Regions from separate parts of the Homo sapiens genome. Here region 1 is linked to region 2. A link is an interaction called in ENCODE POLR2A ChIA-PET data of the cell type or tissue named here. Cell type or tissue: Panc1. All regions are shown on one strand. Each heading gives the region's core, and the rest is flanking DNA. Links, peaks and the distances in the headings are about the cores only. Region 1 has its middle 50 kb from the start of LINC01710. Region 2 overlaps TGFB2 (transforming growth factor beta 2).

Region 1 (15,903 bases), core at 6,934-9,433, 510 kb after region 2:
ATTCATTCATATTGCCAGATGTGGCATAGTTCTTTCAGTACAGCATTTTAGTGTTTGCCTGTCCATCAGTTTTTACAGGAAGCCATGGCAAGAACCATCTGGAAATTCACAGACTCTGATCTTACAAGGTTTCATACACTTTATTTGGGTGAGATGAGTGGAGACTCCTTTCCTCAGTCTCTATCTAGAGTCTGTTATTATTCATGGGATCTCTTTCAAATTCATCAAACTTGAGGGAAAACATCTCTCCTTCCTCAATAAAACAAACAAGAAACTGCCCAAGAAAACAATTGCTAACTAACCAGGGAACAGATCAAGATAGCATCTTGATCTAACATTTACTTGTAAAATGCAAAGATCATGAGTAGTTTGTCACTATATAAGTTGAATCTGATAACTCAATTATAATAATCAAGTCTCCTTGAAATGATAGGAAGGGTCTTTAAGAAGTTCATAGAAAAATGCATATTATGAAAAACTATGTGTGTGCTCTGTAAAGATGAGCCCAAATAAAAAATAAATCAGTACAAGCAAAACAAAACAAAACAAACAAAAAGAAAAAAACTATGCATAGACTTCAAAACTTTTTTTACACCCAAATAAACTCATATTGATTTGTTATAACATATCTGAGCAGAGTCTAGTTTGAGGCGTGAGGAAGGATAAGACATTAGTTTGAAAAGATCCCTTGTAAGAGCGACATGAATTCATCAAATTTATGGTGAAGCTGGAATGAGAAAATGATGAAATTATTGATGTTTTACAACAAATTTATGGGGAAAATGCTCCAAATAATCATCAGTTTGCAAATAATCAGCAATTTAAGAAGGGATGAGATGATGTTGAAGATGAAGCCCTCAGCAGAAGACCATCCAATTTGCATGGAAAAAAATTAATCTTGTTCTTGCCCTGATTGAAGAGAAATGAGGATTAACAGCACAAACAATAGCTGACACCATAGATATCTCGATTAGTTAGGCTTACACAATTTCAACTGAAAAATGAAAGTTAAGCAAATTTTCCACCTGATGGGTGCCCAAACCATTGCATCCACATCAGCTGCAGACAAGAGCATTTCAATGGAAATTTTAAGTAAGTGAGATCAAGATCCTGATGCATTTCTCCAAAATATTGCAACAGGAGCTAAAACATGGCTTTACCAGTAAAATCTTGAAGAGAAAGCATCACCAAAGCAATGGCTACTAAGAGGTGGAAGCGGTCCAGTCAAAGCATGAGTGGATCGGTGAAGAGCAAAGTTCATGGCAACGGTTTTTTGGGGATGTTCAAAGCATTTTGCTTCTAGACTTTTGGGAGGGCCAAAGAACAATCACACATGCTTATTATGATAGTGTTTCGAAAAAGCTGGTCAAAGCTTTAGCAGAAGAATGCCCAGGAAAGTTTCTCCCGAGAGTCCTTCTCCATCAAGACAGTGCTTCTGCTCATTCCTCTCACCAAACAAGGGCAATTGTGCAAGAGTTTCAATGGTAAATCATCACAGTCCCAATTTGATATTGATAGATATTTACTGAGCCTCTATTAGGTGTCAGATACTACTCTAGGAACTGGGGTAAAGCAGGAACTAAAACAGACAAGAATAGTTTAATAGTTAGATATGATCAAAGAATAAAAGTTTTGATGTGCTTACTAAGGAAAGAAGGGGGTAAGGTTCAAAAGGGCTTAAGATGACATCTGCAGGACCCTGTGCCAGATAAATAAGTTAACACGCTTGTAATAAAATATCTTCTACCTTCTACTTCACAAAATATACCTTCATAAGGACCCAAAAGGACAGATATGAATTTAAAATGTTGGGACTTCTAGGACTCCTGGAAGCTTTGTGCCAGATCATGGCAGCATAAGATACCCAGCTCCTGCCTTCCTAGTCCTGAACTCATGGCTCAACGCACAACCCCTTTTCTTCCCACAGTTGCTCCAGCTGCATCAAGAGGGGCCTCACATATATCCATGTGTATCCCCGAGTCCACATTTCTAGGCTCTGTTCCCTTCCTGACCAACTTTTGATCTAGTAGTAGGTGTAAAGTTGACAAAAACCATCTCAAGGAGGATAGACCTGAGCAAGAGGCCCTTGCAGATCCAAGTAGGCTCAGGACCAATTACGCAGGAAATTTTAGAGTTTTTAATACATAGAGCATTGTCTGGAATGTGAGGGAGCCAAGCTCCAGGTGGCCTCACAGGCTCCTGGTTTTACAAGTATAAATAAGACATTCAAGAGTGAGACCCAGGGCAAAAGCCAATCCCTTTAACCAGGTGTAAGTATGCTACTGATTGCCAGTATTTTTCAAATATCTACTCAGTGGAGGGTTACTTCACCCATAGATTCCTTCTGATAGTATGGAGAGATCTGTATTTATATCTATATCTATCTACATCTACCTATATCTATATCTGCCTATCTCTATCATCTCTATTTCTATTTATGTCTACATATACATACATGTGTTTATACAGGTGTGTATATAATATATATGTATATATAATACATATGTGTTATATATGTATTTTATATATGTATGTATAATACATATGTGTGTATCTACATATATCTATGTAGTGTTCCTATCTGTTCATTCATTCATGTTATGGAAATAGGTAGGCCTGATACAATTAGTTGGGTGGTCTTAACCCCTGAAATTATATCACTACTTCCCCTTTTCTTAGTTCATGTTACTCAAGCACAGTTCTGATTGCAGTTTGACTTTCTATGTGGTCTGGCTGCAAAGAAAAAATGTGCTATTATGTCATAGTATAATATTACATATTAGGGTCCTTTGGCCATGTGGGAGTCACATTGTTCACTGTGTTTAATAATTGATAATGTTTTATATAGTATCCTCTCGTAAGTTTTGCTAGCATGTGTCAATGTCCCTAAGTCCACTAAACTGAAAATCTCTTGAGATCACTCTTCTGAAATTGAAAATTTGAGGACCAGTTGCTTGACAAAGATTCACTAATAGTAATGCCACCTGAAGAAGCCACTCAGCAGTCAGCCACCTGATCTTCCCTGGCACACCATGAACGTGGCCTGCACCAATTCAAACTCCCACAGTGAGTAAGAGTCCAGCGGGTGCTTACTGTATCTGTGCTCAAGTAATGCATAACTCACAGTGACACAAGTTTTCATCTAACCCTTTATGCTGACAGAACTGTAAGTAGCTTCCTGGGGTGGGAATAAGAAGACGGGACCCTACAGTGGTGGCAGCAAGAGAGTAGAGAAGAAGAGCAGCACATCTTACATTCCCTCTCCTTCTACTATTCTAACTTTTTTCACAATGAGATTCTTTCCCATAAATCCTTCTAGTCAGCAGGACTGCCTTTATGCACATGTGTGTCATGGCAACATGACGCAAGCACTGTTCTCACTGAATCCAGGATTTAAACATAAAGCTACTCTGAACATGTAAGGTACTCAGTGTTACGTAGTGTTTAGTAGACAAAAAGTATATATTCCTTTTTAAGAAAAAGTATTAAAATAAAATGGTCTATAGCAAAACAAAAATATTCAATTGCTCTGAACACCAAAATTTTTATGAAGCATGCAACACTAAACCAGACAGATAGATATTTGTTGGAACCCAGTCTTTAAAATGATGACTGAGTTCCTAGTAAGAGATTGTTCATTCTAGTCACCTTAATAACAGAATCAAGAAACCAACAACACAGGAAGAGATCTATGACTATTTGAGCCACAAACAGTGCCCAGTTTGGTGCATATGACACAGAATCCCTCCCTCCTTTCTTCTCTCCTTTTTTCCTTCCTTCCTCCCTCCCTCCCTCCCTCCCTCCCTTCTTTACTTCCATCCTTCCCTCCTTCCCTGCTACCTTCCCCCTTCCCTTTCTTCCTTCCTTCTTCATACTTTCTCCCCTCTTCTCTTTTTTCCATAAATATTTATTGGGAGCTTTCCATGTGACAGGCACGTAGGCAAGTATTAGGGATGTAACAGAAGCTTCAACATGTCTCAGACACTCTTGAAGTTTAGAATCTAAAGCAATGAGTCTCACTAAGACACAGATAAATTGTCATTCAAATGAAACTTGCAGACCAACCTGTGTAGCAAGATATAGTCAGGTTTATTGGGATGGGAGGGACAGAGAGTTACTCTCTATTTAATCCTAATTTATCATTTTAAACCACAGCTATCCCCACACAGCCATTTATTAAAAATCTACTGAAAACATAAAATAACACACTGTAAATGTGTCTATTTATGTGCCATGAAAATATTTATAACTTAGTGACATCTTGAATGTTAGGATCCTTAGGTGAGTTACAAATATACTAAAGAATGTATCCTATGTTAACAAATCTTACAAGAATACACTTGTTCATATATTGCTCAAGGGAAGGCATATTTTACCCCAAACTTTCCTCCTTGCCTCATTTAGCTCAATAACTTCCCAATATATGTTGAATATGCAAATCAAACAGTACCCAATGATGTCAGCTAAGTTGAAAAAGAGTTTAACATGATACAGACCACTTCTCTTCTACCAGAATGTTCTAGATGTATGAGAAATTTAAAGCTTAGGTATTTTCCAATTTCTAGGCACCAGAATTCAAAAGAGTTCTTTCTGTAATATTAGGGATAGTATCCATTTTTACCTAAATAAGAAACCCACTTTTTTTCATGTAGATGAGTGTAGAATGTATGAATTATGTATGAATGATGAAAGGAAGATATAGATCAGCAGTATATATCTTTCTCTCAGGTACATATTTAATAAAATAGTATACCAATTGTAATTTAAGAAGAGTAATTCTGAGGAGCAGTTCATAAGGCTTCCAGCTTTGTTCTTGTGACACATTTCCTGGTAGAAATATGTTATCCTAGACCTTGACCCTGCCTACATTACCTCCTTAGCACCCTCATGTCTGGGAAAGTCCAGCCAGTTCTACTTGTGTGGCATGGGAGAAACAAACATTCTTCAGTAGAATGAATTATGCAACCAAATGTATCAGTGATAACTGTGGTTTCAGCTACATTGAAGAGTAGCCAAAAATCGAACTGACCAAACTTCAGATCTCTCTTGGCCTTACTTGAACTCATTCAATATATCTGTGACTCTTTAACTTTCTGACTTATAGAATAAAATTAAAATGTTCTATACTAATAAGCAGGTAAGACTCAGTAAAAAATAAAATGCTTTTCTAGAAAGAATTCAATAAGTTATTATTGATTAGCAAAGACCTTTCTTTCCTAATTAGATTTTGATGCAAATTTATCATTTAAGGTCTCTAAGGTGCTTTAAGTTTTCTAAAGGAAAAAAATTTTATAAACATTGTATGTTATTACGTGGGTAAATATTCACAAAATTATAGTGATTCACTAGAGCAACAGAGTATAAACACAAAATACATCTGGAAAAGAAGATAGAGAAGAAAACATGGGTGGTCAATTTCCCAACCTATACTCTTCCTAATAAATCAGAGGTTGCCTCTACACAGAAATAATATATCATCTCCTCTCACATCTTGAAAGCTGCTAGAATCATTTCAAGGAAAAGTGGCCTAATACCTAAACAATCTCCAATCAGACATCGAGCTTCCTGAATAACTGAATGAATGCCGCCTGTTTGCAAAGCATTTATTTTCTCCCTTGAACAATGCGGGCTAATTTTTGCCTTTATACCCAGTTTATTGTAGCCTTCAGATAACTACAGTTCTCAATTTTGTTTGCGGAACATTCTGCCATCTCTCCCTTATTTATTTCTTTTGAATCTGGCATCTGCTTTTATCCTTTGTATCTTTGATTAAAACTTCTCAGAAAAATCCTCCTGGGAAGGTGCTTGTTCTTTTCACTCTCTTAGTTGTACATTGGATGTCAATATAGATAAGAGACTTGGAGCAAAAACAGAACAAACCATCTTATCTTTGAGCTGTGTAATTACAAACAAAATCTCTTTTGTGATACATAATCATGTAATATTTTACTTTACTTTGTCAAAAGATGGGACACTTTTAAAACATCTGCACTTTCTAGCTTCATTTATCAGTGGTGATGACAGCTGAGTGGGGTGGGGTGGCAAAGGGGATCAGAAAGTTGAACATTTTTGTCTCCCCTACAAAAGTAATTGTTTTGAAAGTAGCAACTAAATTCAGAGTCAAAATGTGTAAATTTAGTGGGTATTAAAAAATAATCTGAGTTTTCAACAGAGAAAGATAACTGATAATCACCAATAAGAAATAACTCTCTCTGGATTTTCTTTAAACATATCCAATCCCTCCTAGATATTTCCCACTTTGTGAATTGCATTTGCAGTATTGGGAAAATGCTGACGTAATAAATACTTCAGAGTTTTCTCCTGTTTTCCACACATTGCTAGAGAATACACATGATTATATGCACCTGTATTGTTTGGTCATTTTGTCTCCTTTGGGAAGAATCAAATGGATGAATTGATCCAATTTGGATGCAGAAGCCATGGGAAAAGCAGCTCTTACTGTGAGAATACACTGCATTTATAAAACTGCACATATAAAAACAATATTGAACTTTTGGAATGTTCACTGAGTATATGTTTGTGTGTATGTACACGTGAAAGCCCCTGTACACATCTACATGAATTAACTGGTCATTTCAGACATCAATAACTGCTGGCTCGTTTATAAAGAGGATGTTTTGTCTTCCATTTTGGACACACATGAAAAATGTTCTTAAATCACTTTCTGTTTTTATCATTAAATGTGGGAATATACCTAAAAACCAGAGCAAAAACTGTTCTTCATGTGAGGTCTGAAACATTTATCATTTTTTTTCTATAAAAGTAGGGAGATTCTGTATTTAGCCTTTTGTGGTAGAAGGTAATGAATAACTGAGATCAGATAACTACTAGGAGATTAACTCTATTCTATTAATTTTATTAATAAACTAATAATGCTTACATTTAAGGTTTGAATGCTTAGGAACTTTTAATTGGCAATTTGATCTTTATAAATTAAAAAAGAATAGATAGTTAACATCTTATTCTATATTTCACTTTAAATGATAATATATTAGGGAGTTTCAAGAAGAGTTTTCTTTTTATTGACAAGAAAATGGCACTCTTCCTCTGAAAAAAAAGTTTTATTTCTAAAAAAAAAAAAAAAAGATGAAACATGGGAATAATGGAAGAAACTTAGAAAAGAAACCGAGACATTATAATAGATATCTAGTGGATATTCCATTCACACAAACTGCCACACTGAGATTTAGTAAAAATGTTGTGGTTCCTTCTAATCCTGCTCCATTACTAATTCTTAGCCACCACCCTCTGTGTTCACCAACAAATGCCCAATGTTCCAGTCATACCCAATCAAAGAAGCCTTTTTATCCAACAAGAGAGGCTCCTCTTGTCCATATGTCTGAAAGGATTATGATTGCTTTACACTCTTCAATTGGAATATCAGCACATTAAAGCTTTTTAACCTACTATACTTTCTTCCTTGCTCACATATTGCCTACTGGCTAACTTTTTCTAAAGTAGACCCTTCATCTCCTTTGGAAATTACTGAGGCAGATGATTTCCTCTTTGATTTCCCCTTTGATTTCCCCAAAGGTTTAATAAAACTCCGCAAGTTCATTCTGTACCTTGCACAGCTGTGGCTTGTGGTCTCAAGAGGCATCTGAAACATGTAACAACTCTGAAGCATTGGATGTTAGACAACTGACCAGTGTGCATGCTCCTTGTCCAGCCACCAGTCCCCACGAGCTGATTTCTTACAATTCTCAAATTCAAACTTTTTTTCAATTAACATTTTATTTCTGACTTTGATGCTAGTCTCCTCACCAGACACATAAAACCTGACTTTCAGCCGGGCATGGTGGCTCACGCCTGTAATCCCAGCACTTTGGGAGGGCGAGGAGGGTGGATCACTGAGGTAGGGAGCTCGAGACCAGTCTGGCCAACATGGCGAAACCCCGTCTCTACTAAAAATACGAAAATTAGCCAGATGTGGTTGTAGGCACCTGTAATCCTAGCTACTCTACTCGGGAGACTGAGGCAGGAGAATTGCTTGAACCTGGGAGGCAGAAGTTGCAGTAAGCCAAGATCGTGCCTACAGCCTGGGCAACAGAGTGAGACTATGTCTCAAAACAAACAAACGAACAAACAAACAAAAACAACCTGACTTTCAGTCACAATTTTTGTCTTTCCTTTCACAGATGAATTGTTGATGCCATAGGCCCAATTCTATTTCCAGGTTATTCTTTGCTTCCAGGTAATCATAAGTTATTGTTTATTGCTCAGAATTATTCCTTCTGTCAAATGATTCTTTCCATATTCCACATCTATTCTGAATTTTCTCATCACTTCCTGTTTCTTTAATCAATTTCTTTTGAATTGGCAAATTTAAAAAGTATATATTTATCAGGTGCAACATGATGTTTTGAAATATCTATAAACTGTGGAATGGCTAAATCAACCTCATTAACATATGCATTACTTCACATATTTCCCATTTTTTTGCAGTGAGAATAATTAAAATCTACTTCCTCAGTGATTTTCAAGAATACAATACATTCTTATTAACTATAGTCACCATGTTGTACAATGAATCTCTTGAAGCTAACTGAAATTTTGCCTCCTTTGACCATCATATTTCTAGTTCCCCACCTCTCTTCATCAGCATTCCTTTACTCTCACTTCAGCCTCTGGTAACCACATTCTACTCTCTGCTTCTACACAGTTGACTTATTTAGATTCTGCATATAACTGAGATCATGTGGTGTGTGTTTTCTGTCTTTTGTGCCTGGTTTATTTCACTTAACATAATGCCTTCCAGGTTTAACTTTGTTTTCACAAATGACAAGATTTACTTTCTTTGTTAAGGCTAAATAGTATTCCATTGTGTGTATATATACCACATTTTCTTTATCCATTTATCCACTGATGAACACTTAGGTTCATTCCATATTGTGGCTATTGTGAATAATGCTGCAATGAATATGAGAAAGTAGTTATCTTTTAGATGTCCTGATTTAATTTTCTTTAACTGTATACCCAGTAGTGGGATTGCTACATCATATGGTAGTTCTATTTTTATTTTTTTTAAGAACCTCCATACTGTTTTCCATAATAGCTATATTAATTTGCATTTTCTCCAACAGTGTGTGAAGGTTTCCATTTCTCCACATCCTCACCATTTATTATCGTCCATTGCATAGTAGCCATTCTAACAAATGTGAAGTGATATCTTATTATGATTTATAGTTTTAATTTGCATTTCTCTGATGATTAGTAATATTGAGCATTTTTTCATGAACCTCTTCAGTATTTGTGTGTCTTTGTTGGAATAATGTCTATTTAGATCCTCTCCTTATTTGTAAATTAGGTGATGTAATTTCTTGCTATTGAGTTGTAGGAGTTTCTTATATATTTTGGATATTAACCCCTCATCACATGTAGGGATTGCAAATATTTTCTCCCATTCTGTAGATTATCTCTTCACTCTGTTGATTTTTTATTGTACAGAAGCTTTTCAGTTTGAGGTAATCCCATTTGTCTATTTCCACTTTTGTTTCCTGTGCATTTGGGGTCATATCCAAAACATTGCCCAGATGAATGTCATTGAGCTTTTCTCCTATGTTTTCTTTTACTAGTTCTACAGGTTCGGGTCTTATATTTAAGTCTTAATCAATTTTGAGTTAATTTTTGTATATGGTGTGAGATAAGGATCCGATTTCATTCTTTTACATGTGGATCTCCAGTTTCTCCAATACCATTTATTGAGGAGACTGCCCTTTCCCCATTGTGTATTCTTGGCACCTTGTCAAGAATTAACTGACTACAAATTCATAAATTTACTTCTTGGCTCTCTTTTTTCTTTCATTTGTGTATGTGCCTATTTTTATGCCAGTTCAATGCTGTGTTGATTACAATAACCTTGCAGTATATTTTGAAGTGAGGTTGTGTGATGCCTCCAGCTTTGTTCTTTTTGCTCAATATTACTTTGGCTATTCAGGTATTTTTTATGGTTCCGTTAGAATGTTAGTTTTTTTTTTCTATTTCTGTGAAAAATATCATTCAAATTTTGATAAGAATTGCCTTAATTTTGTACATTGTTTTGGATAGTATGGGCATTTTAACAATATTAATTCTTCCAATTCATGAATGTGGGATATTTTCCTGTTTATTTATATTTTCTTCCATTTTTATTCTTCATTTATTTTGTTTTATAATTTTCAGTGTACAAATCCTTCATCTCCTTGGTGAAATTTATTGCTAAGATTTTATTATTTTTTGTAACTTTTGTTAATGGATTGTTTTCTTGATTTTTTTGGATAGTTCATTTTTATGTATGGAAATACTACTAATTTTTGTATGTCAATTTGGTAGTCTAAAACTTTATTAGTTTTAATGGCTTTCTGATGGCATCTTTAGGATTTTCTATATATAAAATCATGTTACCTGTAAACACAGACAATTTAGCTTTTTTCTTTTCAATTCAGATGTCTTCTATTTCTTTCTCTTGCCTAATTGCTCTGGCTAGGACTTCCAATAGTATGTTAAATAGAAGTGGTGAGAGTGGGCATCCCTATCTTGTTCCTGATGTTGAAGAAAACCTTTCAACTTTTCCCCATTGAGTATGAGGTTAGCTGTGCGTTTGTTATATACGGCCATTATTGCATTGAGGTACATTCCTTCCATACCTAATTTGTTGAGAGCTTTTATCATGAAACAATGTTGAGTTTTGTCAAATGCATTTTCTGTGTCTGTTGAGATGATCATCAAGTGTTTGTCTTTCATTCTGTTAATGTGGTGTATCACATTTACTAATTTGTGTATATTGATCCGTCCTTGCATCCGTGGGATAAATCCCACTTGATTATGATACGTGATCCTTTTAATGTGCTATTCAATACAGTTTGCTAGTATTTTCTTGAAGATTTCTACATGTATGTTCATGAGAGATACTCTCCTGTAATTTTCTTTTCTAGTAATGGCCTTGTCTGGCTTTTCTATCAGAGTACTGCTAGACTTATAAAATGAGTTTGAAAGTATACCCTCCTCTACATTACTTCCTGAGATTTTCTTTAAAGTAAACCACATCTAACTTAATTTCTTTTGTAACCATTTACTTTTTATGAGCATTTGAAATATGTTTACTATATATCCAAATCAAGAAGGATAAAACAAAGACTGGGTTTTCAAACAATGCTGTATACTTAGCCTCTTCATTTTTTCATCCTTTTCCATGTCTTTTATCAAAAGAGGATGCATGTCTTCTCACAATCTTACCTCCTTTAGAAACAATTAACGACCTTGTTTATATAAGGGCATTCACTGGCCATGATAATTGACATCTAAGAGCTGCTTTCGACCCAGCTGTTTACCTCAACCGTGCACTGCTCTTAACCACCACACTAAATTACAGTGAATCTTGCATCTTATACCGAGGTATGGAAGCTTCATGTTAAGAATGACAGACTGACCACATAAAAAGAGCCTGCTTCCTTGACACTTCAAAACTGCCTTTATCAGCCATGGACTGCTTACCCTCTGACAGTTAAGGGAGAAAGAAATACACTTTTAATATAGAAGATGCAGTACATTTAACAAAGATATTTTAGCTACTGTTTCATTTTATTTGTTGTTACAGCATCTGAAACCTATGTCCTAATCAATAAACAAATGGAATGAGGTCTTGAAATAGTACAGAAAAGGAAGTTTCATCCTTTTATGTGAAATAGGACTACATGTACACTTCTCAACATGTGACCTGAAGTTCATATCTGCTGCATAAAAGTATAATTTAAAATTCTGGTAATTGCTAATATGGAAAAGATCAAGATATTGCAATAAAGGATAAAAAAAGGTAGATAGTTTTCTTAAATATGGTGATCTGAGAGAACTTCTCTGAAGAAGGGATGTCTAATCAGTGATATGAAAGGTAGCCAGGAGCTGGCCATGTGAAGAGAAAGGAGAACAACCTTCAAGGTGAACATCCTGGAGGAGATAAAATTTTAGATTGTGAGAGAAGCTAAAAGAATTCCAAGTGACTAGACTTTGCAGGCTTTTGGAAAAGGAGCCTGAGATAAGGTGGTGAGCTAGGCTGGGGCCAGAGTGTGCAGGATCTTGCAGGCCAAGGTTAGGAGTATGGATTTTGTTCTTGATGCAATGATAAGCTATTGAAGGATTTAAAATAAGGGAATGGTGTGGTTTAAGTAGTGTTTTTTCAAAATGGTTTTGGTTGATGTGTAGAGGGTAAATTGAAGAGAGAAGGGTAAGAATGGAAGCAGCAGGAGCAGTTTAAAGGCTATCACAGAGCCCAGGAGCAAACTCATGCTGACGATGCAGAAAAAGAGAGAGAAATTGAATGATTTGATGGGTACTGAGATACATTTTGAAGGGAGTTTGGATAAGACTTGCTGAAGCACTGGATTTGAGGAATACAGAAGAAAGGAAATAAGAATTCTATTTTGAATATATTAAGGATAAGATGATTGTGAGATGTTTTATAAGTCAATTTATGCTTCTGTAACAATCCCCAAATTTCAGTGATTTATTTTATTTCTTATTTCTTACTCACCCAACAGACGTCCATGGATTTTCCTGGTGACTTAATTCTCTTGGAAAGCTCTTCTCCAAGTGGTGGCATATGGACTTGGGATCTTTCTATCTGTGACTTTGCCTTTCTCTAAGTCCTTGGGTTTTGTTTCGGGTTTTGGTTTTCTCTCCATTCAGCTTGTTAGTGAGTAAAGAGCATGTGCAGGCAGGGAGGATTGTGCTGAATATTTTAATAGGCCAGTTCAGGCAGTGGCATGCATGATGTCTACCATTCACATTGACCAAACTCAATCACGTGGCCCACTTCAACTGCAAGAGAGGCTGGGAAGTGTAGTCTACCTATGTGCCCAGGATCAGAGGGAAAGGGTGTAGCAGCTTTCCATCATATTCAATGGCAATATAAAATGGTCTCCCAAATATATTTGAACAAAAAAGAAGAAACAAATGTTTATTGAATCCCACTTCCAATAATCTAACCTAAGCATCTCAGGGATTATAAAGATGAACACTCCTTCTGTGTTACCCACAAAAGGCTGTGTAATTTAATTGTAAAAAGAAGATACTGTGTAGATATTTGAAAAGTTGCAAATGAAAACAATGGGATATGCCAAAGAGAAATAAATAATTACCAAATAAATCATATAATCAGGCATCACACATTCAAGGGAGGGAAATTCACCACAGTCTAAAGGGAGTTACAGAAGTTTCCAAAATGAGCAAAAGTTTTATGTGGGTTATGAAAAATATGTCAGAGTAGACCAGGAAACAAGGGCAAAAGAGACTTTTTTTAGGCAGAGAGAAATCCATTATTAAAAATGAATTTTTCCCTATTTAAAATAACTGCCTTTTTGTCATTATCAGCACTCTTAGAAACAGCAAATTTAAATAGGCTGAATAATTATTTAGTAATCAGCTATTAAATAACTATAATCAAAATGATATTTATGTGGCTTAATGTAAAGTTTCTCTTTCCAAATATGCTTGTGCATATAGGCGCAGTCTCAACTGCTAAACAAAGAGTGGGCTCATTCAAACTTTGAACTCAAATCTATGACTCACTTTCTGTGGTCTCAGTTTCCTGCTTTACACAATAGAGGAATAAGATGTCAGGGCTGTCTAGGGGATCCAGATAATTGTCAGTTGGCTAGGAGAGTTTCTACATGTTTTATATACACAGAGATGATTATATGACGATCAGGAGGAAGGTTGAGCAACTAGCAACAGAGTCAAGAAGTGGGAATGTGAGATGATTTGTCTTTTTACACGCACAGAAATAACTTATTTAAATTGCTATGCCTGTCATTGGGTTCGGGCCTTTGGATCTAGCAATCAAGCCTGGAAGATGGAGCCAGGCTTGTAGAGAACCATCATGATTCACTTCTTGCAGACAGCCTTTGGCTATATACGAAATAGATTGATGATGATTATAATGTTAATAATAATAATAATAATTTGCGCTTACTTAGTAGCTTTCATGCTATATTTTCAAAGATGTTGTAAACATTAACTAATGAAGCCCTACAGCAACTCATAAGGTAGCTATTACCTGTATTGTGCAAATAAATAACCACGGCCAGCAAAGGTTAAATGGGAAGCCTGAAGTCATATAGTAATTCAAAGCCAGGGAAACAGAGATTGATTTCTAACCACAATGTTGGCTCCTTGACGTCTAGACCACTGTCCTTTCCTTGGCAAAGGAAGCTAACAGTTTGTAGAGCAGAAAATGGGTTATGAGGGAAAGAGCAGAAGTCTGAGGTTTAGGAGTATGCACAGGAGCTGGGTTAGAATTTCCCAGAATCAGTAATCCAATAGGGACATACTTGAAACACTGTTCCGCCAGAGCTAGCTTCCTACACAGGCGCTCGGCCGCCCTCACGGAGTCTCACGGCAGTGATCCGGGGACATGTTTGGCTTCTTTACCAGAATACAGGCAACTTACAGGTAGAAAAGAGGCTATTTCCTTGAATTCCTTAACATTTAACACAGTGCCTGGCATATCCGAGATATAATAAATAGATATGATGTAATAAATACTTTTTGAATAAATAAATGAATATGTAAAACACTTTTGTAAACTTAGTCTGAGTATAGAAAAAAATCACTGTAAAATGAAATAATTCCAAAAAGCGATGAAATTACTGACTGAATTGAAAGAAAAGGAACCTTCATGTAGAAACCTGAAACATTAACGTTGGTGGAAAATACTGGGCTTGAAAGACAGGCCAGCATTTGCTCTGACAATTGGCTACTCTACTATCTTCAGTTTACTCATTTGTAAAAGGTAAGTATAATAACAATGCCAGCCTCAGAGAATTGTCACAAGAATCAGATGCGACAGTATGTGCAGATCACCTATCATTAGATCACACCAAGTCCAAAATACATATTTGTGTTCTTTCCTCCTTTGAAAAGCAATCGTATCTCTAAACCTTAATAGTTGTAAATGTTTAAAATTAATATTCTTGCTTCTATGTAGAAAAAGCTATTTTCATATGGACAACGCTTTCTTAGCAAGGCAAAAGGAGGGAAATATTGAAACAGTTTTCTCCCTAATGCTATGTGAGAAAGAAAAGACTAAAGCACAACTAGCATTCCATTTAAGCTGCACCGTCTTAAGAAACACCACATAAATGAGCAAGTTGGAGGTTAGCTAATTTATCTGATACAAACACTCCCAAATTAATTTAAGGACCTCATGTATCTAATACAGTAAAGACAGTGGATTTTTTTTTTTTTTTTGCAGCCTCTAGAAAGTTTCACTTTAGGTAATAGTTTATACCTTTAATTTATGTTGAGCTAGTTTGGTATCCTTAGCTTTCTCTCCTTAGTTATCATGTCCCTAAATGGACTAGGGATTCCTGAGAGAGTAACGAAGGATGAACAGGGAGGGCATGGAGGCAGATGCTGAGAAAGCTCCCTGGAAAGCTTAGTTCAGGAATCTAGGAGATAAATTTATATGTTGCCTGATAGTTCTAGCTCTGAAAAAATTAGGAAAACAAAGTATAATTGGGGTTACACCTTAGATTTCTACAACGTAAATTAGTTATCATCTTTATGAGTTGATTAACACTGCAATATTTCTCTGGGTTTAACACAAATATACTGTGAGATCACTCTTAAGCTGAGCCACCCACAATGTATTAGTGTGTTTGGCTCTATTAAAAGCTTAGCAAAGAAGCAATAAAAACTTAGTTTTAAGTGGTGAACAGACATAATTTTATATCTGTCATTACCATTAAGACACACCAATGTGTAATTGAGGGAAATGAATGTTACAACAGAGCAATTATGTTTTTGATACATCCTCAATTCATCAAATGATTGTATCACACTAACAAATTTCTCTTGCTTGAAGTAATAATATTCCATTTGTAAGTCTGTTACTCTGTCAGATAACAT
Region 2 (15,903 bases), core at 4,704-7,203:
CTTGAACTTCTTGACTTCCAGAATGATTGAGTTATTAATATACAACAGACCAAACTTTAATTCTCCCTTTTTTATTGCATCGTTGCTTGTACTAACTCTAGTGTCTAATTGTGGTTACATTTAAGTTAGGTCACATGCTCCTCCTTCAGGATTTCCTCTTTTTTTTACTTTTCAAAGACTAGAAAAACCTCTCAAAGAAGTATACTATTTATAACGAAAGCAGTTGGGTCGTCTTTGTTGCCAAGTGAGGCCAGCCAGCTTTATGCCTCTCCTGAGGAGACCCCACCCGATGAAAGAGGGGCTTTGCAGAGGTTGAGGGGCAGGTGGGGACCTCTCCACCTCACAGAAGGAAGGGGTTGGGGGAGCCCACTGCGTCTCCACAGCAACCCCTGTGGTCTACTCGAGGAGTTGCACTTTTTGAATGATTTCTCCCTGGTGAAAAGATGGTGATGTAACCTAGTCGCAGCATCTTTCATATAAAGATATGAAAGAATGACAGATCGTTTTTCCTAGAGGAAACTGAGATGTGAAAAAAGGGCTAATGACTCACTGTTGAACCCACATCAAATCTGGGTTAGAACCAAGGAGTTCACTGACTTGTAGGCCTTCGCCCAGAGATTACAACACACTTTAGGCTGCATATTTAGAAGGTTCGAGAAATTAGAGTGGAGGCTCCTGGCCCTGGGAGAGGTGTGCAGGGTCACCACTGGAGTGGGACTCTGGCCCACTGCCACTCCAGCCCGCCTCCCCCTGCCCCTTGCCCACAGCACCCCCACCCCACCCCGCCCCATTATAGGTTCAGGAGTAAGGTGAGCAGCCGAGCAAGAGACTGCATGGAAGAGCTCTGGAAATAGCCCCTTCCGCTATCTTGATGTAGCATTTCCGGTACTGATGGGCTCCCGGAGAGAGGATTTGGATTTGCCAGATGTGCTTGCTCTATTTAGGCAGCGCTTCTGCTCAAGGGTGGATTCCATTTTGCAGATTCTGCACAGCTTGATGAAATGTGGCTCTGCCCGAGATAAACAAATGCCCATTGTCATTTTGAAGGCATATGTGTGCTTTCATTTTAAAAAATATCCTTTAAACAATGATAGTTTTTAACCTGGGAATTCAACGTTCTCCAGGTATTTTATTTTAGATTTAATAATATGTTAGGGGATTCTTTGATGGGTTTGTTTAGACTGAAAAGTTTGCTTCTGTCATTTGTTTGGAATAAATTTGCATCATGCTACAACCACAAGCTGCTTTTGATGGTTGGCTGTTTTGTTTCTTTTCTAAGCGCTGATATCCAGAAGTGGGTGTTTAAGTGCCCCACACTCTCACCACTACCTTACTTCCTGAATTGGCTTGGTGGTCTTGACTCTGAATGAAACTGCCCCTTGGCCTCTTCCCTACCATCTCTAAATTGCCTTCTTTTCCTTCATTGTGATGGAATGTCTGCATGGATGGATGGTCGAGTGCTCACATATCATGTCCCATTTGATACTCTACTGAGTTTGTGGGAGACAGCACCCCCTTTACTTAACCAGGCCTCAGTTTCTTCCCTTGTAAAGATGAAGAAAGTAACACTGGCCTTCTAGGGTTGTAAGGATTGATGATGACATATGTGAAGAAGCACCTAGTGCAGCTGCTCTGGCATGGAGTAGGTCTTCTTTGCCTGGCAGCAATTCTCTGAGTCTCAAATGCCTTTGACTTCAGGGTATACCATTATTTTATGTGCCACTAAGAAAAAAATATCACTTCAGTGATCATGCCATTGATTTTAAGAGAGGGTCTGGATTTTAGGGAGATGAAAATGTGATTATGAGCGATACCCCAGGAACCACTTCCATTAACCTCGGATGTCTTGGAACCTCCAGCTCATTCTTTTCCTTTGCGATAGTTCCACTCAGTGGATCTCTTTCCTTTGCTCACTCAGTTTGTTCCTTAGGTGGCCTCTGACACTTCAGGGCAGGGATGGGATGGGGCTGGAAACAGAGAACATAGGGTTGGTAATTCACCATGTCTGGCACTATCCAGTTCTCCTATGAGAAGGCCTGAGAGTTTAGGCAATTAGATTCAGGCCTTTCAGGGTCTGGTCCCTCCTCCTTGCTCAGCCCCTCCTCTCACTAAATCCCTGCATGAAAACTATACTCCAGTCACATTGTCCTCTTTGCCTTTACCCAAATGGGCCATTTATTTTCATGCCTCTGGGGTCTTTGTTTATGCTGTTTCTTCTACATAGAGATCTATCTTTTCACACCTTTAAAAATCCTTCTGCCTGGTGTGGTGGCCCACGCCTATAATCTTAGCACTTTAGGAAGCTGAGGCGGGAGGATCACTTGAGGGCAGGAGTTGAAGACCAGCCTGGGCAACATAGCAAGATCTTGTCTCTACAGAGAATTTAGTTGGGCCTGGTGGTATGTGCCTGTAGTCCTAGCTACTTGGGCGGCTGAAGCAGGAGGATTGCTTGAGCCTAGGAGTTTGAGGCTGCAGTGAGCTATGACTGCCCCGCTGTCCTCCAGCCTGGGCAACAGAGCGTGACCCTGTCTCTAAACATAACAAAATAAAACAAAATATTTCTGGGCTTAGTCAGATGCCACCTCCTTAGAAAACCTTCCTTGATTGTCCTAGTCTTATTTAATTAGCTCTTCCTTTGCACTCTTACTATACTGATGGTTATCTCTATCTCTCCCTCTTTTCTTTTGATCTTAGTAAGATCTAACTCTGTTCTGGGCTGTCTTCTTCATTGGTTTGTAGACTGCCCCAGGAACAGAAATCAAGTCTAACTTATCTATATTCTTATAGAACTTAGCATATTGTGTTTGATCAAGGAATGTTTGACAAATGGATGAGCATTCCCTTTACAGAATGAGATTGAACTACAGGAAGAAGAAGAATCTGTGAGTTCAAAGAGGTGTCAGGGCCAGGAGATGCGGAGAGATGAAATGTTCTGACCTTCATTATCAGGGAAAATGTGTCTGATGGGTCATGTCACTATGCTAAAGAGCACAGGGATTCTCATAACCATAATATTTTCTGTTTCCAATTCTCAGATAATAATGAAGGTGGTGATAATGATGATTAAAGCTAACCTTTATTGAGGACTTTTTACAGGCCAAGCATAGCTAACCTTTATTGAAGACTTATAAACCAAGCATAGTTTTAAATATTTTACATATATGTACTCTTTAATACTCACAAGCAATCCTATGAGGTTAATACTCATACTGTCCCTTTGACAGCTGAGGAAATGGAAATAGCTATTTCTATTAGTGATGTGTTATGGAAATTAGACTTTCAGCCACCACAGGTAATAGGAGCCCTAATACAGAGCCCAGGAAATAGAGAGCATGACCTTTCTTGCCTTCTTGATAAATGATGTAATACATCCATGGAAGAATGGTGGCTCTCCTCTGTTAACAAGAATTACATTCACAAGCACTGAGAAAATATACCTCTGAAGCACACAACCTGGGTTTTTTTTTCTTGCCTCTTAACACATTCAACTTTTATTTCTGCACTTAATTGATACAAAAAGTGTGATTTATTAAGACTTTGGTTGTTTCTGTTTGTTTGTTTGTGAGACAGAGCCTTGCTCTGTTGTCCAGGCTGGAGTGCAGTGGCACCATCTCAGCTTACTGCAACCTCTGGCTCCCGGGTCCAAGCAATTCTCCTGCCTCAGCCTCCCAACTAGCTGGGATTACAAGCATGTGCCACCACGCCCAGCTAATTTTTGTGTTTTTAGTCAAGATGGGGTTTCACCATGTTGGTCAGGCTGGTCTCGAACTGATCTCAAGTGATCCATCCGCCTCGGTCTCCCAAAGTGCTGGGATTATAGGCCCGAGCCACCGTGCCCAGCCTTGGTTTTGTTTTTGAACTGCAATCATTTTCCTCACAAAAATTTTGATAAATTTTATTGATAGGGCATTCCTATTTCAGAGAATTAATTTATTTGGGAAGGCAAGATGATATACAATGAGCATGATGACTTTGGAGCTGGACAGACCCATTAAATAAAGAAAGGAGAATAAATAAAAGGGAATTGTACCAAAGGAATCTCAAAGGCTGAAATGGAAGCGGTAACATCAAAGACAAGAAATCCTACTCCAGGCCTGTGGCAGTTGTTAAAGAGTGGTCCTGTTTTGGTTAGCAACTTGGCTCTCTCAGTGCAAGTCATTAAAACTGCCTCATTGATATTTAAGTTGCTTCCTACCGAATTCAGATCTTGGCTCTGCCACTGTCGGCTTTGCAGCTGGATTTGAAACCCCTTCACTTAGCCCAGCCTCAGTTTCTTCATTTGTAAAGAAGAACATCGACTTTCTAGGGGTTGTAAAGGATGATGTGTGTGAAAAAGCACCTGGTGCAGCTGCTTCTGGCCTTCTTTCCACAGCAGCTATTATTCATCGAATCTCATTGACTTTAAAATGCACCACTATTTTATGTGCCACTAACAAAGAAATATCACTGCCCATTTAACTATTAGTTATAACATTAACTAAATGTCACTGCCAATTAACTCAGCCATTGATTATAAGAGAGAATCTGGATTTTAGAAATAATAGAATATGAAAAATATATAGAATCAGTGAAATCACATAAAGGTTTGTGAAATAAAGAATAGCGGTCTATGTGCACATGGTATAGAGTGCTATAGCAGAAGTACATGGAAAATGAAATTAAGTGGAGGCATGACATCTGCCCTCAGAAACGTTTTCTAGTTAATGAATGTTAGGAGCCCATCTGTGGAATCAAGAACAGGAGATCCACATAGTATATACTCCTCCCAGCCAGAGTCTTGGAAATCAAAATTTTTTTGTTTTTATTTTATTTTTGACATCTCAAGATTTACCATTTGTTTCAAAGGGTATATAAATTTTTAGGGGAATTTTTTTTTTTTCGAGACAGTCTCACTCTGTTGCCCAGGCTGGAGTAAGTGGCACAGACATGGCTCACTGAAGCCTCCATCTCCTGGGCTCTAGTTATCCTCCTGCCTCAGCCTCTACAATAGTTGGGACCACAGGCATGCACCACCATGCCTGGCTAATTTTTTCAATTTTTTTGTAGAGCTGGGGTCTTGTCATGTTGTTCAAGCTGGTCTTGAACTCTTGGCCTGAAGCAATCCTCCTGCCTCTGCCTTCTAAAGTGCTGGGATCACAGATGTGAGCCACCGCACCCAGCCGGGAAAAATTATTTAAACTATTTGAACTGATCTCTGAAGGTTCATATGTGTCACATAGTACTTGCCTCTTTATTTTTCTGGATCCCAAAGTCCAAAATCAAAGAACAGAGGGGATGTTGCCTATAAAAGACTGACATGCAGGCGGGGCTTCTATGTAATGTGCTTCTGGGGCTGGTTTCGCTTCTCCTCACAGGTGTCCTGTCTCTCATCACTTCCACTGGTTGAAAAGAAACCAGGACATTTGGAGTCAAGGCTGAGGCAGGTCAGGCAGCTGTGGTTATACTCATGTAGACCTCATCTCACCTCCGCAACCAAGCACTGGCCACAGCCGCCTCTTAGCCTTCAGGCAATTCATTTTAAAGGCGGCTTTAGCAATAGTATGACATTACGGTGTAGAAATCTAAAAGAGGAGGCCGGGTGCAGTGGCTGGCGCCTGTAATCCCAGCACTTTGGGAGGCTGAGGCGGGTGGATCACCTGGGGTCAGGAGTTTGAAACTAGCCTGGCCAATATGGTGAAACCCTGTCTCTACTTAAAATACAAAAATTAGCCGGGCATGGTGGTAGGCGCCTGTAATCCCAGCTACTTGGGAGGCTGAGGCAGGAGAATTGCTCGAACCCGGGAGGCAGAGGTTGCAGTGAGCCGAGATTGCGCCACTGCACTCCAGCCTGGGAGACAAGAGCAAGACTTCATCTGAAAAATGAAAAAAAAAAAAAAAGAAATCTCAAAGAGGAAGCTGGATGAGATGAAGGGGAGGGGCTGGTCGAGAGTAACTGCAGAGGGTTTGAGGAGTAGAAATGATATCAGAGAGGGGAAGCCACACTAAGGCCTTGGGTAGTTGTTCACAGTGCAACATATTCTCTCAGTGAGTTAGCATCCTGGCTTTCCTGGGGCAACCCAGTAACACCACTTCAGTGATGTGGAAAAACATTGCTGTCCAAGAGGAATTGAATTCACTGGCTTTAGTGTCTGTTAGGAGGGAAAGCCTCATCGTGCTGAGAAAGCGGTCCTCCCTGGGCCGGGACCATCCCTTCATTCTCTCAAATGAACGCTTGGATTTGTTACTGCCTGATAAGTCAGAAATGTTTGGCTTAGATGTTCCCTCAACCACAATGACTTGAGGAACTTAAGGCAAATGGAAAATGCTTCCTGGATATTGTAAAGTCCAAACCTTCTGGAAATAGTTTGAATGCATTTCCATCCCTCCACAGGCAGCTGTTTTTCTCTCACACTAGCATGTTCCACTAGCGTGTCCCCGTCCCTCAGGCCTTCCAAGCTATCTATATGTCGGTAATTATGAAACAGGTTATTTCTGAAGAAGAGACGCTGCGTTTCTGAAGAAAAAGTCATGGAGTAGCTATTTAAGAATAACACTGGTCTTTTGGAGTTGTTGTTTCAGGAAGTACTGTAGTATCTTTTTGGTCTTCTGAAAGAAAAAGAAAAACGTTGTGACTGTGACTTTGGCTCTGTTTATTTTACTTTTCTTATCTAACCCACACGACACTGACAAATACCACATCTGTCTTGACAAGCTAGTTTGCAAATAACTATTCATTCATAATTTTAGGCTATTGTAAGAATCCTTATTTGTTACTTCATCTTGTAAGCAAGAATGCAAAATTTGGTTTTGAGAAAGACACTGAAATGACCGCAAGTCCACTGGTCTTTGCAAATCTCTCCATCTGAAAAAGATGACTGTGTACTTTTTAGTGGATTTTCAGAGCTCTAAAATATTTATTGTTGCCAAAACATAGATGGGAATTTTCTGAGAAATATAATTTAATTTTAAAGTTTTGGATTCATTTCAGTGTTGGTAATGTCAGTGCTTCTTAGACCAAGTTTATCAGGGATTTTTCTGTTTACACCAGATGTAGCAGTAACTTTGTCATTTCTTCTATTTTGATTTTTTTAAAATATGATCATTTATTCCCCTATCTATTGGCTTAATCTCATTTTCACTTATTTTCACTTTTGCTTTGACATCTTATGGCAATATGACTGCAGTTGTTTCTACTTCCTTTATAGTGAACTCTTTTTTTTTTTTTTTTTTGAGACAGAGTCTCGCTCCGTCACCTAGGCTGGAGTGCAGTGGTGCGATTTCAGCTCACTGCAAGCTCTGCCTCCGGGGTTCATGCCATTCTTCTGCCTCAGCCTCCCGAGTAGCTGGGACTACAGGCACCCCCCACCATGCCCAGCTAATTTTTTTTAGTAGAGACGGGGTTTCACCGTGTTAGCCAGGATGGTCTCAGTCTCCTGACCTCATGATCTGCCTGCCTTGGCCTCCCAAAGTGCTGGGATTACAGTCGTGAGCCACCGCACCCAGCAGTGAACTCTTGTAATAAAACTGCTGGCTTAGAAACTCCAGAAAAGTGTGAATGACTTATTCTGATTCTACTTTAGACAGATAAAGAAACAATCACAGATGGAGGACTTTTCTGTGCAAAGGATGGGTGGTTTGGTCAAGGAACGGTCCCCCCAGAGGTCAGTCAGGGCTTTCTGTGGGGAAAATGTTTCTACATTCAAGTTCATCCTTGGCATTTTGGGCTCTGCAGGTTAACGAGAGGGAGACAGAGGAAGGAGTGCACCAAACCTCTGACTCCTACCTGGAAGTAGCCAAGCAGAAGCAAAGCTGAATAATAGCCATGACCTCAGGCTCTGAAGCAGGAGGTTCCACCTTCAGATGGATCTGTTAAACTTCACCACCCTGGGTTTCTTGTACCTGTCTTCACTGTTTTCTGTCTGAGATATCTTGAGGCATTTTTAAAACATTAAGTTGTTTTGGATAGTAATTTAGTCACTCATTTGTATCTCTTCATAGTATTAAGCCTTAGGTTATTATGTGTGTTAACTAAAATCACTGATCGGATCTCTAAACTAAGTCCTGAACTGCCATGATTCCACCTACTAAACTTACACTTTTCTTCTACGTAGAATGAGGTGACCGGTGCTAGTTTGTCCTGGAGAGAGAGGTATTTCAGAAGAATTCCACTGTCAGAAAATATCACCATCAATAATGAAACTATGTGTGTAAAGTCATGTCTAATTTTATTAACTGTTTGTCACAAGTACTCAGATTATAGAAAGAGGGTCTTGATCTAAGCTGACCCTGAATTGTTATACATTTGGATCAGTTTTCCCTTTCTTGCTGAGAATTCTCTAAGAAGAGTAGAAACTCATTGTAGTTCAGTGTTGGGAGGAATGATTGTACCCACTTACAGAGTTGCTATATCACAAGAGAGATGCATTGTTTGTTTGTGTGGAGAGGCTGGAGGGATTAGGGCAGGAGCTTATTTGATAGGGAGTTTAGTTGTACATTTGTAAGACATCTAATTTTACTTAAGATATCATTGCAGTAAGAATGGCTTTATCTCTATCCTATAGACCCTCACAGTAGACAAAACCACTACCTACTCAGAACAAATAGCCCTTATGAGGGAATAATTTTTCCTTGATTCACCTGATTGGATTGTTTTGAGGTCAAATGAGGTTCTGTAAAAGGCCTTGCTAACCTGTAAGGCATAATAACCTGTACCAGGGTTCTCAAATTTTACCATGCAAAATAATTACTGATGTACCTTTATAAATGTAGATTCCCAAGCCTTTGTCAGCCACTCCAATTCAGATTATAATTCAGTTCGTTTTAAGATGGGCTCCAGAAACCTGCATCTTGATAAGGCGGCCAGGTGATCCTTGTGCAGATAGTTCAGAAACATACTCTGGAAACACTGTGTATTTTTGTTTTGTTGCTTTATTTCTTAGCTGTGTCATTGCAGGCAAAAATAAACCCCAACATTGTTACAGTTAATTAACTTCCTAGTCATTTAATTACTTTGTAAATTACCCATGCGAAGTTTTAATTCTAGGACTGTTTCTATTTTATGACTTGTGTTACCCATAGTCCCCCATCATAAATTAGTGAGTGCCTGCGTTCTTCTAAAAATATCAGGTTTCTCACATGCACGTAGTGAGGGGAACAACACACACTGGGGTCTGTCAGTGGGGATGGGGTAGGGAGAGCATCAGGATTCATTGCTAATGCATGCAGGGCTTGATACCTAGGTGATGGGGTTGATAGGTGCAGCAAACCACCATGGCACACGTTTACCTGTGTCACAAACCTGCACATCCTGCACATGTATCCCGGAACTTAAAATAAAATAAAATAAAATTTAAAATAAAAAAAGTTATGTTTGTAAGACTATAAATGCCTCAGATTTTGAGAATTCTTTACATTTCTTTGTTACAAAGCCTTTTCGCATATATCCAAAGCCTCACTGTTCTAAACAGAGTGTATCCATACCTCAGTGCTGCTTCAATGATGTAGATGATTGAAAACTGATTTTTTTTCCTTTTTCTGAGACAGAGTCTCACTGTGTCACCCAGGCTGGAGTGCAGTGGTGTGATCTCAGTTTACTGCAACCTCCGCCTCCTGGGTTCAAGCGATTCTTCTACCTTAGTCTCCTGAGTAACTGGGACTACAGGCACGTGGCACCACACCCAGTTCATTTTTGTATTTTTAGTAGAGACGGAGTTTCACCATATTGGCCAGGCTGGTCTCAAACTCCTGACCTCGTGGTCTGCCTGCCTCGGCCTCCCAAAGTGTTGGGATTATAGGCGTGAGCCACCGCGCCCGGCCTGAAAACTGATTATTTTAAAACTAAGGTTTGCTTTCTGTAGACTGAACAATCATTAGCATCCTTACATCTCTATCTCATTCATGGTCTTAACTTCTAAGGCATTGGATCAGCACCAGAGCTCCCTGTCCTCCTGCCTTACTTAAAAACAAAAAAGAAAGAAAGGAAAGAAAAGAAGGGATTTTAATGCTGTTTTATAGCAGAGTGAAAGTAAACCAAAGGTGCATACTTGAGAACTGCAGGCTGGAAATTGCAAGTGACAATAATTACCTCATCTTATTCCCACACAGACTTCCTATGACCTGGGTGACCTTGGGATCTGAATTCTGTTTAATAGAATTGTCCCTCTTCTGCACCACGGCGTACACTGGCCTGAAGAAGGTGCTGTTTCCCAGGAAAAGCACTTAAATCCCCCCAAGAAATGCATAGGGCCATAGTTTGAAGAAAAAGTATTGCTAACCAAGTGACTTACTCTGCATATTCTACCTTTCTCTGGTTGTATTCTTTGAGATTTTTATTTAAGATAACTTTCAGCATCTCTTTTTAAAGGTCAGATACGAATGAGAAAACTTTGTCTGACTTGTTAATCTTGTGACAAACCGTTTATATCCAGTGTAGCTTCCTGTCTTTGCTGACTGGTTATTTGAGGGAATTTTCTTCCTGTAAGACTGTGGAGAAGCCTCTAAAAATAAACAGCATGGTTTCTTATTGGTGGGAACATATGTGAGCAGATGTCAGCTGGAAGCAGCATATGGTGGCAACATGATAGCAGTATGTGCTTATAGAATCCCCGCTGTTGGGTCTTCGTCTTCCATGCCACACTGGCCAGTCAGAGCCCCATATCTCAGTTAAAGAGTGTTCCGCCTAGAAGGTGTAATCCACACATTTGTGAAAAATCTGCCACTGGGATCTTGATAGTGGGCTGAATATTGGACATGGTAAGTTCCAGAGTATGGAAAAAGTCTTTGTTATCCATTTAAAAATCAAGTGATAAGAGGCACACATATGGCAAAAATAAAAAATAAATCAAGAGAAGAGTCCACAAAGCCTTTGTCTTGTGTTGAAAGAAGTTTTCAAGTCAGGTCTGAATAGTGGCAGTGTTACTTCTAGAAGACGTGCTCTATAAACATGGAAGGTGCATGGACTCCCAGTGTATGAAAGGAGCCAGGAAAGAATGATATTCATGCCAGGCCCTAATAGGCAGTCAGGGCTTCTTTTGTCACACAAGTTAGACAACTGCTCATATTCCTTGACCACCTTTTGTCTGTCAGTCTGTTTTAAATATATCATCTCATTTCAATTTTATAAAAACCCTCAGAGGCAGGGTTACGTCTGCCTCATCTTACAGACTTCTCCATGGATTCACAGGAAATCAGTGACAGAACAGGGGTTTGAATTAACATCTTCTTCTGCAAAAATTCTATATTTTTATTGACCTTACCACCAATGGAAAAAGTTTTGAACACTCAGCAATATTTCCTCTTCAATTTGAGATATTTTGTGGGGGAGGGGGTGTGCTTTCTTTTCTAAGAATATGGTGGGCAAAATACAAATTGGGTTGCTGTTACTTTAAAGAAAGTGAAGTTCAAATTTTCCAGATGTAATAACTATTGTGGAAGATGCGTTTAGTCCATTTCAGAGAGCTCTAGCTTTTTAAACTGTAGGTAAGTAGCCCCAAACCAATATTCACTTGTATTTTTGACTCATTCAAGAAGGAGTTTTCACATGCGGGTTAGAAATGATGACAGGTGGTTTTAAGAACACTGAAATCTAGGCCAGCCAAATGAAAACCAAAGTTTTATTCTTAATCGGTAGACTGTCTTTTGTCAAAGGAGGTCAAAGCCTTTCTTATTCATCTTTAATATAAATCAAGGTATTTATTTTACCGTTTCAGTATGTAAATTGTACTCTGTTATTTTAACATTAGAACGTGCTAAAGGGAAAACTGAATTCAGGAGTCTGACTGCTGGTTAAGGGATGCCAGAAGATCTGGGACTAAAATCTGGAATCCTCCTTAGATCCTCAGTGTCTAATCCCCTGGCCCCAGGTAGCAGGGACCTTATTTCTGGGGAAATGATAAGAACATTCAATGAGTCCCTCTTCTACTTTGAATCTTTGTATAGTTCTGTGCCAGGCATCTCTTCAGTAAAATAGCTAATGACTGTGCTTTTTAAAACTCCTAGCTGTCTGCCCAGTTGTTACAACACCCTCTGGCTCAGTGGGCAGCTTGTGCTCCAGACAGTCCCAGGTGCTCTGTGGGTACCTTGGTGAGTACACTTGTCTGCTTTATTCCTCGTTTGACATAGTTATATCAAATCCATCTTTAGTGTTTGTCTCCTGTGGGGAACTTGCCAGAGGCAAGATGAGATTCTGAAATGCAGCCTTGTACCTGAGCGATCACAAAGGTGCCTAGAATTTTTTTTAGTAAGAGTTTACATGAGAAAAACTGATGAATAGCTTTGAAGTAATGCAATGACTATATTGCAGCATGTAAAAGAATGACTTGTGGGGATGAGATATGTGTTTTAGGGGTCACAGAGTGATTTGACATACACCTTTCCTGATCCCCATGGAGGCCACTCTCTGGAGGGTTGGACAGCATGGCCTGAATGTCAAGGGAATGTTCCTTTTTATATCTTTATTTGTATCTATGTTCTTGTTCTTGACACATAGTAGTTGCTCAATTAATGTTTCTTGTCCTGAACCAAAGTGAAAGGAGATTTTCTCTCCTTTAAGGTTCTAGAGCAAGCTTGTCCAACCCTCGGCCTGCATGCAGTCCAGGATGGCCTTGAATGCGGCCCAATGTAAATTTGTAAATTTTCTTAAAAAATTATGAGATTTTTTTTTGCAATATTTTTAAAGCTTATCAGCTATCGTTAGTGTTAGTCTATTTTATGTGTGGCCCAAGACAATTCTTGTTTTTCCAGTGAGGCCCAGGGAAGCTGAAAGATTGGACGCCCCTGCTCTAGAGGGAGACCTGTCGGGGAGTTATGCTGCTGATTATTTGTGACCTTTGTATTGACATGTCTCGTTTGCTTAAGGAAATGGATCGTCATGGGTCAGGCCCTCAGCCAACTGGACCTGTGAGCTTGCCACTTGCTCAAACCACTTAGCCCTGACCCTCGGAGCAGGTGCAAGCTCCTCAGAGCCAGCACCAGGTGTTAGGCTGAGGGGTACAAAAGCCAGAAGTCCTCAACCCTTTCTTATTGGGAACACTGATTAATTCAGCCATTTATTGAATGCTTACTATATGCTGGACGATGAGTCCACAACAAAGAATAGAGCTTGGGTGATCCTGACGCTCAAGGAATTCAGTGGCTAAAGTTATCCCTGAACCATGCTCAGGAAAAAAGGAAACAGACTTGCAATCCTGGCATTGGTTCACTGCATATTTTTGAGGCCCTGAGAAGGTTTGGATTATGTTGATTCTAAGTGTGGGTGGAGGTCCCGGCTAGAGACAAAAGAAATGTTTTTATTATCCTAGGAAAAGCCTAGGTCACTGGATACCCTATTCTGCAATGTATCATGCCTACACATTGTTGGTTAGAAATCAGTATAGTTTATTTACAGTGGCCTAAGCTGGGGTTTCCTCAAAAAGAACTCATTCTGTTGAGAATATACGTTGATTTTAGTACAGAGAGCCTCAAAGTGGCTACAAGCTGCAATGTGAATAAAAAGAGTGAAAAGTTTAATCATGCCTTTAAAGCTCCCGTTTGTGAGTCATTACGTTTTGTTTTTATACTCTAAATTCTAATTTTATTTCACTAGCTCAACCAAGGAGTTAAACATCTGATTTTTTCCCCCTAGCTAACTGGCTATTTGGAAAGGAAAACGGGAGGGAATGAGAGAAAGAAAACATTTGTTGAATACCCCCTATGTCCCTGGTACTTAAGACACATCATCCTAATTTTCCCCACATTGGTTGGTCAGGGAGGGCCAGAATGACGATCCCCATTTTTTAGGAAATCGTGGTTTGGAGAGGTAAACACCTTGTCCTTGGTCACAGAGCTGGCTGGTGACAGAGCCAAAATCTGAATTCAGGTCTGGCCCAGATGCCACCATACCACAGAGACCCCAAACTTTTCCCCCCTTTTTTGGCTTTTCCTTTGGAATCCTGTCCTGTTAATTTTGTAACTTTCTTGCCTACTACTTGGGATTAATTTCCTTTTCATCTTTTCCTCCCATAGTAAACAAAGTGAGAGGCCTACCCTGGTTCTTCGGGCGGTTTTTCTTCTCAGACACTCCTCACTTGGGGTTATTTTCGGTCACTTAATTGCTGCGAGCTTCTGTCTTCCTTTGGTGAAAAAGCATTGGAAACCCACCCTGCTCCTCAGCGAGTCAGGGAAAATCAGGAGTGTCTGAGGGTGTGGAAGGGGAGATGGGGCGCAAGCTCCACATAGATTCCCATAACAGTGGGAGGCTCTTCCACCTTGCCTAGCTCGCAGGCTCTGGAAAAACCCTGCAGACCCCTTTCAGACCTTCCCTGCAAGGCTGCTGAGCAGTGGGGCTCTGCATTTTTTTTTTTTTTTGTCTCTGTTCTTAGAAATAGTAATTGAGTAAAAATGTAAGTGAGTGTATGCCAGGGGGCAGGCATCCAGGGTCAGGGTGAATTTCTCCATGCTGAGTGTGATTCTGAACACTCGTTAAGTGAAGTTGGCCTGTGCCAAGCAGCTCCAGGGCCATCCCTGTCACCTTGCGTGAACCGCCTCTCCATTCCAAGGAGATGTTGGGAGCGGCTGAAGTGAGCGTGAGGCCTGTGGCGCCTCTTGCTTTTCTCACTCTAACCTGGGTGTTGTTGATAACGACGTGTTCTGACACTGACAATTGGACTGGCAGCTCTGATGCTGCATCAGCTTTAAATTAAATACCCTGGAGGAGAAAATAGTCCATGCTCCTCACAGCCATGTGACTGCGAAATCATTTTTCTCTTTTCAAGCTTATTATCCCCAATAATATTGGTTAAGATGTGGTTAGCCTGCCTAAAGGTTTTCCTATTAAGACATAAGAATCCAGTGTGTAAGCAGTAGAGATAAGTCTCTCTATGAAGGAATGGATTAATAGTCATGAAGGCAAATATAATTTTTTAAAAAGAGTATTTACTGAATAAGAGGCTTTTAAGTAACTTGGTTAAGATTTAAAGGTGGTATTTCTCTCTCTCTCTCTTTTTTTAGAGACAGAGACAAGGTCTCTCTGTTGTCCAGGCTGGAGTGTGGTAGCATGATCATAGCTCACTGTAACCTCTAACTCCTGGGCTGAAGCAATCCTCCCACCCCAGCCTCCTGAGTAGCTAGGACCACAAGTGTGCACCACCACACTGGCTAATTAAAAAAAAAATTTTTTTTTAGAGATGGGGTCTTGCTATATTGCCCAGGCTGGGCTCAAACTTCTGACCTCACACAGTCCTCCTGCCTCAGCCTTCTGAAGTGCAGCGATTATAAGACATGAGCCACTGCGCCTGACCCGAGGTGGTGTTTCTCAAAGTGTGATATGCATTTCTGTCTCCTGGGACATCCATCAGATTTCTTGGCCCCATTTCAGAGCTGCCAAGTCAGAATCACTGGGGTGGGTGGAGCTGAGGACTCTGCACATTTTAAACAGGCACTGCAGGTGCTTCTGACGTCACTAAAGTTTGCAGCTGCTCAAGTCAAAGGATGCTCTGATTATGCACATCTGTTTACTCAGTCATACCACATGGATGGATTCAGATCCAGTGGACTCTCTGTTTGATCAGCTGGTCCTTCAAGTGTGACCCTGAACCTACAGCCCCTGTGGAGTTTTTGCCACGTGCTTTCCATTTTCCCAAATGCAGGCAAATATTGAGGTAGTTTTTAATAATATTACTTGTTATTAAGAGTACCACACATACCCTCTGCTCACTGTTCATCACAGAGGAGAACAATGAGTGTGCAAGGAAGTAAATTAATCGTGTGTGGGTGTTGGATGTTATGTATTTCTGCACTCAGATGCCTTCAACCGGGCAACGGTGGAGTGGGGAAGGGACTTTCAAAGCTAGTGTTTAATGCATAAGTGACACATACCATGTATAAGGTAATATGTAATTCCCTGAGGTAGCATTTGGCCAAAGCGCTGCTGACCTCTTGGTGGCCTGA

The links. Peaks named below come from ENCODE experiments on the same cell type or tissue, not always from the same donor. Only the 100,000 strongest peaks of a DNase experiment are listed, where the experiment ranks them.
Region 1: POLR2A ChIA-PET joins it to region 2 with 10 read pairs; 2 of 35 experiments call an interaction of 5 or more read pairs at or near these places.

What each region holds. Positions count from the first base shown.
Region 1 is chr1:218,860,844-218,876,746 of GRCh38, forward strand. It overlaps the pseudogene NXNP1. Among named protein-coding and RNA genes, the nearest start is that of LINC01710, 50 kb to the right of the region's middle. In Panc1, for the core only: no CTCF peak of the experiment used is centred there; no DNase peak of the experiment used is centred there.
Region 2 is chr1:218,351,358-218,367,260 of GRCh38, forward strand. The region is part of intron 1 of TGFB2 (transforming growth factor beta 2); the gene reads left to right. Among named protein-coding and RNA genes, the nearest start is that of TGFB2-AS1, 14 kb to the left of the region's middle. In Panc1, for the core only: no CTCF peak of the experiment used is centred there; no DNase peak of the experiment used is centred there; H3K4me3 peaks cover 1,193 bases; H3K27ac peaks cover 2,500 bases.